2 separate regions of the Homo sapiens genome follow, and region 2 is linked to region 1. A link is an interaction called in ENCODE POLR2A ChIA-PET data of the cell type or tissue named here. Cell type or tissue: CD4-positive, alpha-beta T cell. All regions are shown on one strand. Links, peaks and the distances in the headings refer to the core of each region. The heading gives the core; the rest is flanking DNA. Region 1 overlaps RABGAP1L (RAB GTPase activating protein 1 like). Region 2 overlaps RABGAP1L (RAB GTPase activating protein 1 like).

What was found. ChIA-PET counts read pairs that join two places held together with the same protein. Peaks named below come from ENCODE experiments on the same cell type or tissue, not always from the same donor. Only the 100,000 strongest peaks of a DNase experiment are listed, where the experiment ranks them.
Region 2: POLR2A ChIA-PET joins it to region 1 with 20 read pairs; 14 of 35 experiments call an interaction of 5 or more read pairs at or near these places.

Annotation. Positions count from the first base shown.
Region 1 is chr1:174,797,703-174,803,085 of GRCh38, forward strand. All of the region lies in intron 18 of RABGAP1L (RAB GTPase activating protein 1 like), which reads left to right. Among named protein-coding and RNA genes, the nearest start is that of RABGAP1L-AS1, 150 kb to the right of the region's middle. In CD4-positive, alpha-beta T cell, for the core only: no CTCF peak of the experiment used is centred there; DNase peaks (open chromatin) are centred at 2,069 and 2,659; H3K4me3 peaks cover 1,933 bases; H3K27ac peaks cover 1,406 bases.
Region 2 is chr1:174,961,497-174,966,879 of GRCh38, forward strand. The region is part of intron 20 of RABGAP1L (RAB GTPase activating protein 1 like); the gene reads left to right. Among named protein-coding and RNA genes, the nearest start is that of RABGAP1L-AS1, 9.9 kb to the left of the region's middle. In CD4-positive, alpha-beta T cell, for the core only: no CTCF peak of the experiment used is centred there; DNase peaks (open chromatin) are centred at 2,195, 3,215, 3,775 and 4,275; H3K4me3 peaks cover 2,477 bases; H3K27ac peaks cover 2,833 bases.

The DNA.
Region 1 (5,383 bases), core at 153-5,152:
TGTGGGGTGTGGTGTGTGGTGTGTGGGTGTGGGTGTGTGTGTGTGTTTAGGGATACAGTATGAAAGGCCCAGAACCTTTTCCTTCTTATGGCCTCCCTCTTCCAGCTGAACCTATCCTCATCCTAGGCAGTACATCAAACATTTACTCCAGAACTTTAGGACCTGAAATTTATTTGTATATACGTAATATTCTATGCTTATGATCATTTTACATTAAGATCTTTACTTTGCATAGTTTTTTGTTTTTGTTTTTAGAGATGGGGTTCCACTATGTTGCCCAGGTTAGAGTGTAGTGGCTGTTCACAGGCAGGAACGTAGCACATTAGAGCCTGGAACTCCTGAGCTCAAAGGATCCTCCCACCTCAGCCTCTGGAGTAGCTGGGAATACAGGCACACACTACTGTTCCTAGCTCTACTTTATTTAGTTTGTTAAGAAATCATTTTAGCACTTTGGGAGGCCGAGGCAGGCGGATCACAAGGTCAGGAGATCGAGACCATCCTGGCTAACACGGTGAAACCCCATCTCTACTAAAAATACAAAAAAAAAAAAAAAAAATAGCTGGGTGTGGTGGCGGGCGCTTGTAGTCCCAGCTACTCGGGAGGCTGAGACAGGAGAATGATGTGAACCCGGGAGGCAGAGCTTGCAGCTGAGATGCTGCCACTGCACTCCAGCCTGGGTGACAGAGCGACAATCCGTTTCAAACAAAAAAAAAAAGAAATCATTTTTGGAAGAGATAAAAGGCTTGACAGCAATATATAAATATTTCATTTAAAATAACTTGTTAAATAATACTTAAATGTTAAATTTCTTAAAATTCTTGTTTTTCTGAGATTTTGGAAAAACAAAACCAAATAATATATTGTTAAGGGAGGCAGAATCTCCCTTCCTATTTCTTTAAGCTCATTTTCATAATTAATCTATTTATTTAGGCCTACAGACATACATCAATAAATATGTTTCTATTTGGTTATTTGTAGATATGTAACTCTTATTTGTCAGAGTAGAAAACTAAGACTCACAAAATACATGCTCTGGCTCTCTTAGCCTTGTTTCTCTTTGTACCATGCTATAATTTGTATGGAGAAACCAGCCTGGTACTTAAGAGAGCAACTACAGAACCACAGAATCAAGATGCTGAATATGGATTAGTTAATTGTTAGGATAAAGTTAAGAGACTGTCCCTATGGTGATTTGGTCATTTTGCCTTCATTTGGCTACAACTGATTATTTATTCACAACAAGTAAACTAATATAACACATTAGCACTAAGATTGTAAAATTTTGAACTATGGATAATTTTTATATTACTGGGGAAGGATTAATTTGACCAGAGATTTATCAGAACAATGTTTTCAACTATTAGCTGAGTGTTTATCAAGGTCTGTGGCATACAAAAGTTATTTTTGCTTTGAGAATTTCAATTCTAATAGTTCTTTAAATGTATACTCTTAATACGTGTTAGGTTTTTATTATTTATCATATTGCTTGTTTACAAAAATCTTCCTTTTAATCATGGCCAGCCTTCCCAGAATCCTGAAATGCTTCTTGTATTTGCATTGCAAAGAGTCATTATTATTGCATAAACACTTCAACTTGAGGGTGTGTCATTTCTTGGTTGCTTGGTCTTTGGCTCTTCTGTCCATACTCTATCATTTTACCCTAATACCTCTCTTCTGTAGCGGTTTCAGTCATCTAATAAGGATTGGAACATCCCACTTTAAATCCAAGTATAAGATCTATTCTCGTTGTTAGAAAGCAAGAGTGAATAAAGGTCAGCTGTTCAGATGACTGGCTGTCTGATTTTTTTCTGTGAGCGTCACATGTTAGGAAAAGCTAGTTCATCTCTCTGTGGCTTAGGATTCAACAGCATAAGCTGTCAGACTAACACTGATTGAAGGTAGACTGGGAGGGGGAAGCGCATCTGTCCAATGGCTCGCCATTGGCTTCTTATTACAGCATTCTCCCCTGAGACACACTCTGCATGCTCATTCACCTACCTCCTCCTCTTCCCTCCCCTTCCTTCCCTACCCCTTCATTACTGATTCACAGCGAGAGGCAGCAGCAGCAGCAGTAGCAGCAGCAGCAGCAACAACAGCGCTGCTTGTCACGAATCGAGGATTGCAATGAGCTCATCGTTTTCTCCTTGCAGCTTCACAACTGCCCTGGCTTCCTGGCTACTGCTGCTGCTGTCTTCTCACACATAGACACGCACACACACCCTTTCTCGCACACACACACACACACACACACACACACACACACACACACACACACACTCTCACACATTCTCACATGCTAGACCCTTCTAAGCAGCTTGTCCGTTTTTACACATGTATCTGAACTCTCCTGCATCACTCTTGGCCATTTTCTCGCATTCGATTGCTTTTGCCGTTTTTTATTTAGATCAGTACTTGATTTCATTTTCATTTTCCAGTCTACTTTGGGGTTCTCGCAGTGGATAATTTAGCCAAAATGTTTTTCTTGTGGAGACATTAGCTGACAATTCCCACCACAGACTGGCTTGTACGTCCTCCCAGGGAGACCTAAACCTGGCTCCCCTCCCACCGCAGTTCTTAATATTGTGGATAAGAGATCCATCTTTCTCATTCTGGATACCTACTTAGTGCTCATGGAAGAAGGGGTGCCCTGCCCAGCCCCAGCTGCTAAGCTCACACCTCCTGTCAAAAAGTCCCAGGACATGCACGACGAGAGGAGCAAGCTGGTGAATGAGTATGCGTGTCGAGTGCTGGAACTTCTGGGGATGGGGCATCGTCTGTTTGTGCCTCGGCTTCTGGCGGTGAGATTGTTTTTCATTGAACTTCATTTGTAGGGAATCTGCTATCCTCTGTGAAAATTCCTTGTATCTCTGAAAGAGGCTTGTTGTCTCTGGTTTTCTTCTCCTTCTCCCCATTCTGCCGAGAAGGAAATGCTGAGTGGCCACTGTTGTGCAGCTCATTTGGAGCCTGGTCCACACCACCCCTTAATTGGTTAGAGGAGATCATGGCTCTTTTCTCAGAGCCCAGGGTCACATTAGTGGCATTATCTCTGTGGCAGCAAAAAAATGGTTTTCTGCCTGGCTAGGCTCAGCAATAAAGCAGAATACCCAAGTGCTTGATGTAGGCATTCTGTTATGTATATCTCCAAAGGGTTAAATTTTACAACAGACATAGCAACTTATCTAGACTGTGTGTGGTTTGCTTTCTAACCTCCCCATTAGATTGCCAATTTGATTGTTGTTTTGTTTTGTTTTTTGATAGAGAATTTTACCACCTAAAAATACTTTGGTAGGAAATTTTAGGTTTCTCTCCTAGAATGATTGAACTGTTTATCTGTGAAACAGCTTAAAGCTGCTGGCTTCTGTGCTGTGAATCTGGGAAGTCTGACTTGCTTGTTATTTGATTTCCTGAATAAGAGAAAAATCACCCTTCCTCATTTCCTACCAAGGGTTAAAATTAAATACCCACAATCGCTGTTGCAGGCTTGAGAACTATACCTAGCAACTATTCTATAAGGTAATTGGTTTACAGTAGTCCTATACCATTATGTGGTAATGGAATAAGAATAATTTAGCCTTGTCTGTTTTATAGAATGGAGTTTAATACCATTTTAGACTATTTCCTCACTATGGTTCTCTCATATTAGAGTCTTTTCAGTACAGTATTTACATGACTGAATTTAACTCTTTTCTCTCCTATATCTCCCTTCACTATAATTCATCTCTATTTATACTTATCTTTACAATTACTAGTTCAGTCTTTATGTATGTATTTACATGCAAATATAATCTCTTCTGTACAATCATAACAGACATGTTAGATAGCCATGTAAATAAGAAATTTCCCATCCTAAGGAAAGTCTATTTGTCATTCCAAAACAAAGTTTGATGCAGTGACTAGCATACAATTATAGGGGGGATATTTTTGAGAAATGTAGTTCCTTTGTCATTTAAAGAAGAAATAAAAAGAGCTGAAGACATGTGTTTTAATGTCCAGGTGAAGTCATTACTTCCCTGAACCTCATCTTTTTCTTAAAGGAGAAAACTAAGGATTCATGATTCTATTTAGAAAGGAGTTTTGTTTTGTTTTGTTTTGTTTTGTAAGTGAAATGAGAAGCATTTTATTTCAGGAGTTTTGATATTGTGAAGTGCTAAACTATATTTCAACAAATTCTCTACATCTCTGAGGAATCAGGCTTGGTCTAATATATTTCTGCATCCTAAAGACTACTCAACTTTGTGACTCAAAGGCTTCCAATGGTAACTTTCCAGTAATTTGGTGCCACCTCTCTTTGGCATTTACATTTTCAGTGTTTTGAAGGAAAACATAAATTGGTAATTAAGAATATTTTGCATACTCAACTCTGCATTAGGGATGAATTTAAACTGCCTCTAGTCTGAAAAAATTAATTAGCAATAAAATCCACAGGGAGTTGGGTTCTCAAGCTTGAGCTCTTTGGAGGTCATGTATATCTGTGTATTGCAATTGTACCAACTCTGGTTGGTTGCCAAATTAGGCATCTGAAGTAGTGCATCTCTCAGGTGGTCTTGAGACCTTACTTAGGCTCTATCAGTTAGAGCCTAAGTAATAATGCCACCTGCATTATGTGTGAAAAGCATATGCTAGGCCAGATGCAGTGGCTCAAGCCTGTATACCCAGCACTTTGGGAGGCTGAGGCGGGCAGATCACCTGAGGTTGGGAGTTTGAGACCAGCCTGACCAACAATGGAGAAACCCCATCTCTACTAAAAATACAAAATTAGCCGGGCGTGGTGGCACGTGCCTTTAATCCCAGTTATTTGGGAGGCTGAGACAGGAGAATTGCTTGAATCCGGGAGGCAGAGATTGCGGTGAGCTGAGATCGTGCCATTGCACTCCAGCCTGGGCAATAAGAGCTAAACTCCATCTCAAAAAGAAAAAGAAAAGCATACGCTGATTTATCTTGGGGGCCACTTGAAAATCTCTGGCTTTGTTTTACACAGTTGCACTTGAAAAATTATTGGTAATACGAGGGTACTCTACATTTTGGGAAATTACAAGTTCTTTAATTAGCAATATGGCTGTTAGTTGGGCTCTGCTATTCAGTAAGTTACTGCTCAAAGTTTAGCATGTGTACCAGGGGGAAATTGTTCAGCCTTGTGTTATTGAACTGGCTAATGATGTGGGATCAATGGCTAATCTGCACAGGACACTCCTAAGAGGAATCCTGCCACATGCAGTATTGCAATCTTTTCATTTCTAGTCAAGAGGAAGTACTAAAGTGTAAAACATCTCTTTACCTTTTTAGTCATGTTTCAAACATGAATGCTTGTGGGTTAAGCACATACAAGTACTTTATTTTACTTTTAAGATCCCATTATTTTTTTTTCATCATAAAACCAGTCATT
Region 2 (5,383 bases), core at 288-5,287, 160 kb after region 1:
CTTTTCTGGTTTAATTAAATAACTATTTGCACAAATGTGAGTTAAGGCTTAAAAACACAGCTAATTGGCCGGGCATGGTGGCTCTTGCCTGTAATCCCAGCACTTTGGGAGGCCGAGGTGGGTGGATCACTTGAGGTCAGGAGTTCCAGACCAGCCTGGCCAACATGGTGAAATGCTGCTTCTACTAAAAAATATAAAAATTAGCTGGGTGTGCTGGCAAGCACCTGTAGTCCCAGCTACTCGAGAGGCTGAGGCATGAGAATCGCTTGAGCCTGGGAGGGGGAGGTTGCAGTGAGCCAAGATCATGCCACTGCACTCCAGCGTGGGCAATAGAGCCAGACTCTGTCTCAAAAAAAAAAAAAAAAAAAAAAAAGAAACGACCAGGTGCAGCAGCTCACGCCTGTAATCCCAGCACTTTGGGAGGCAGAGGTGGGCAGATCACAAGGTCAGGAGAATCGAGACCATCCTGGCTAACATGGTGAAACCCCATCTCTACTAAAAAATAAATAAATAAAAATATAAAAAAAAATTAGCCAGGCGTGGTGGTGGGCACCTGTAGTCCCAGCTACTTGGGAGGCTGAGGCAGGAGAATGGTGTGAACCCAAGAGGCGGAGTTTACAGTGAGCCAGGATCACGCCACTGCGCTCCAGCCTGGGCGACAGAGTGAGACTCCGTCTCAAAAAATAAAAATAAAAATACACCCCCCCCCCACACACACACACAGCTAGTTAATTAAATTCAGTGAATCTCCCAAAGCATAATAAAGGTTACCTGTTCTAGATGGGAAAATACTAAAAGAATCTGGAATGCTTAAACTCTCTTGGGTTTGGGACACAGACATTATTATAAATACATAATTTCTAATTGAAGTGTCTTATCCATGTTCAGTACAATTAAATTTAGAATGTTTAACCTCATTCTTGAGATTAAACAAAGTAATTTTTAAAATCAAAATGTAATTTAAACAAAGAAAATGATTCCTCTATGTTTCCACAGAGTTTTTTCTTGCACATACTGGTTTTTGTAGAGCAATTGCTCCTACATGTAATTTCAAATTAAGCTATTATGCATAGTAAAAATAATACAAATGAAATATTTGAAATAAAGCTTAATTGTACTTTTTTGCCATCCTTAAATATCTAATGCAATAGTTTAGAGTAATTTTCACATTTCTTTTAAACTTGACAAATAAAAGTTTAAATTAGTATACATTTCTTACCTATAAAAAAGAGGGAGTAGACTTTTTAAAAAAACTGTTGGACCCTTTCTTACTCAGGGGAGTCAAGATAAGTGAATCCATCTTTGAAAAATGTTTTTCTGGCTGGGTGTGGTGGCTCACACCTGTAATCCCAGCACTTTGGGAGGCCAAGGCAGGTGGATCACTTGAGGTCAGGAGTTCAAGACCAACCTGGCCAACATGGTAAAACCCTGTCTCTACTAAAAATACAAAAATTAGCTGGGTGTGGTGGCACATAACCTGTAGTCCCAGCTACTCAGTAGGCTGAGGCAGGAGAACCTCTTGAACCTGGGAGGCAGAGGTTGCAGTGGGCAGAGATCGTGCCACTGGACTCCTGCCTGGGTGACAGAGCAAGACTCCGTCTCAAAAAAAAAAAAAATTTTTTTTCTGCCATAGCAAATAAACTTACATTTTATTATTTTTTCATATCCCAAAAACTGTGTTGGCTTTTGGAAATAGTATGTTATGAAATAATGTGCTTTTAAGGAATAGTAATAGACACAAGGATGGTTTATATATGCCTATGATAACTTAATGATAAACTTCAGAAGTCTTCCACTTTCTCTTTGAGCTTGGATAATCCAGAGAGTTCATTGTTATAGGATGGTGAAGATGCAAAACTAAATCCTTTTGGCTTCTCAAGCAATATAGCTAATAAGGAGTGGGCGATTTCTAACAATGCTGGTCTGCTAGAGTCCCTTATACTTAACCCTTGGGGGAAGAATATGCTTTAGGAACACTAAGAATTTCTAGTATGTTTACTGGTGATCTTCAGAGTTTTCAAGAAACTTTCATTAATTTTTAGAAAGTTTTCTTTTCTGTTTAAGTATTACTGAGAAAATTACCTGACACTAATATGTTTCTATATCATCTAGAATGCATCTGCTTTTTGAAAATTTGATTTGTGTACTAGAGTAGAGCAAGGATCTGCAGACTGTGGTTTATAGGCCAAATCTGGCTCACTGCCAGTTTTTGTAAACCAAGTTTTATTGGAACACAACCACACCTGTTTATTTATTTATAGTGTATGGCTGGTTTTGTATGACATTTGTAGAGTTGAGAAATTTCAACATAGACCATGCGACCTGCAAAGCCTAATATAGTTACTTTCTGGCAATTTACACTAGAAGTTTGCTGACCCCTGTGCAAGAGTATAACCTAAGATAGTTTTTTAAGCGCTGAAAGAAATGCAGTCTGTTTGGCCAGCTGTCATTTATCACTGACAAGATTTTGTTTTTAGTTTGACATTTAAAAATTTGAAATTTTCCACTACAAAGATAAAATTGGATGTGATGAGTAAAGGAGGGAAGCACAAAACCTTCAAATATCCATATTTTCTTTCTCAGATCTTCATTATGGACAACATAGATATTTAAACATTTTATCTGTAGGCATTTGAAAACTTGAATATGATAGCTGTCAACTCTTTTAAAAGAGGTATCCAAAAGAAAATATGTGAGAGTTGAGTGTGTTGTTGCTAATAAATTTGCACTGAGTCTTTTAGGAAAACATTTTCTCCTGACCCTTAAAAGTCTTTAAAAGCATGTGCCAAGAATTCATCATAGCAGCAGACAACACCCAAAATATTGAGCTAGGGTTTATAAAGCCGCCTCCCTCCTCGTCATTTTTTCCTTTAAAGCTTAGTTTCTTTACTTTTAATTAACAGTTCACATTTCTCTGGTTTCTCATCTTGAAATAAATGACGTTCACAATCCCTTGAACCGCTTCACCCAGACTTCAGCCCCCAGGTACACATGAGATCCAGGATCCATTTTTCTTTTGCATTGCCCTGCCCAGCAATTTCATTCTTTTGTCTGAAGATGAACTATTTTGCAAGATTTCTGACCTTGTCATATAAGGAAGTTCCTTCCACCCAGCTTTAACAACACAGTATCAACACCTCACACCGTAGTTCCTTAATAGTCCCACATACAGCATTTTAGTCATTCATGCAAACTGTAAACAGCAATGTGGAGAGGGAGGAGTTTGAAGATATGAGTCTTCCTGAGTTGAGACTTGCCCACTGGCTACCTCAAGTATCTTTGTTCCATTGAATGTTTGCGGTCACAGAGAGAACTTAGAGTTATATGACACTCAAAGGAAAAGCAAAAGAGCATTAAGAAGTGTCTGTTTTTGTTATTGCCATTTCATAAATATTTTAGTAGGTGTTCAATTTCATTGGATATTCTTTTTTTTTAATTGTCTTTGTACCTATGATTGAAAACAGTAGTTGGTCTATGACTTTTGAGGAGGTAAGTTTTTTTTTTAATCTATGTATGTCTGTAACATCAGTGTCTGTCTCTTTGAAAAATGCAGTATCCTCCTCCCAAAAGTTACTAACCAAACTTTCCCAGCTGTACATCTCCTATCCATAAGGGGTGAAACTATGAGGACAGTTGTTATCTGCTTTTTGTTCAAACGGTGTCAGTTGTGTGAGATGGGGAGTATATGTTTCAGACAGTGTGATGTGAGTTTTAAGAGTTATGTAAGCAGTGTCTCCTGTAATCTTTTCTGAAAGGCAAGAGGGAGCCAGTTTGCCTGTTTTGTTTACAGGCTTTGAGCATTTAGCACATCTGCTTGTGCAAACTTACAGCATGTGAATTTCTCTGGGCTGACTGAGGTTATTGGGGCTGACTTTAAGTCTGTCTTCCATGGGCAACCCTTGTCAACATTTCAAAATGAACCAAGCAGGGTTACTGCCTTTTCCAAGACCATCAAAACCAAACTCTCTTCTCCATTCTAGTATACAGGCAAACTTTTTCTAGAATTGGTCAGTATTGAAAACAGTTTTGGCTCCTTGAGAAGAACTGTAAAAGACAGCCACGTTAATATAAGCTCTGTTTAGCCCTCAGTAGGTAAGTGTGGGCAAGTTCTTTGTAGAAAATCTCCATCTCAGTAGCAGGGTCTCACTGTAGTGCTCAGTAGCACTCACCCTGGGTTCATACTTTGGAGGATGATACTGCATTTTTGGCCCCGTAGCTTGCTTTCCCACTTGTCTGTGAGTGCAGAGCAGGAGTCTGACACTTCCCACTGTGCTGCTTGCTTTGCAGACACTAAATTGAAGCTTCTTGCTAAAGCAAAAGCCAGTAGGCGTGCCCTCTAGGCTATTTTGCTTTGCAGGGACTCTGAGACACTCAGTTTCTCCCAAATCTTTTCCCACCCTTGCCCTTGCCCCTTTAGCTGTGTGTCTGTAAGGAAGGGTTTCAGTTGCAACAGTCATTGTAATGAGAAGTTACTAGTCAGAATTTCAGCTGAACTCACACCTCTTTCTTATATAACAGATAATCCATCAGACATTTATCTCTAATCAACAGTGAAGTAGCTACCTGGTATGATTTCTAAATACTTGAACAAAGTACTTTTCCATGAACATCCTATGACTTTACTTGGAGGTTACTTTAACTCAATTCTAAGCATGTAATTGTAACCTGAAAAACTGGTAGTGGCAACATTTTCACTTGTGCCAAATGAATGTAATGTACATAATAGTCGAGGGAGCTTTTTGTACTTTGGGGTTATACAAGTACAATTTCAATAGCAATAGGATACTTAACTCAGGAATACCTATTGAAGTAGTCTTATCTTAGTTTCTTGAAGATATTTATCAAGAAATGAGAAAAATCTCTTCCCTGGCTAAGCAGCCTGCATTGTGAAATATGTCATGTTGAAATTGTGCTGGTATTGTTACTCTTTCCTGGCTGGGAGGAAATTTATTGAAAAAGCTTCTCAAATCTTTTTTTTTAATCTAAGTTTCCTATATGTTTTTTTTCCATGAAAAGGAGTAATAGATATATCAGAAATAAAGGCTAACTCTCCAGCCCCTGCTAGAAATTGTGTTGCTTAGGCAAAGATTCAAAGATTTCATTGTAGAAGCTCTGGCTTTTTAGAAATTTGTTTTTTAGTCTCCACATTTATTATGCTTCTGTGGGAGGGTGTAACTTCTGTAGATTGAGGGGAACAGACAGAATCTGATGAGTACAAGTTGCCTCTACAAGAGCATTCACAGTCTTCTCAGGAACATCTAGGGAAAGAGTTCCTCACAAGGCACCACTTCTGAGGGGTTACATTATATCTTGGTCAAAAAGGAGGATCCAATATGGTTTTGTGTAGAATATGACCTTCTAACAGAAGTGGACTTAAATTTTT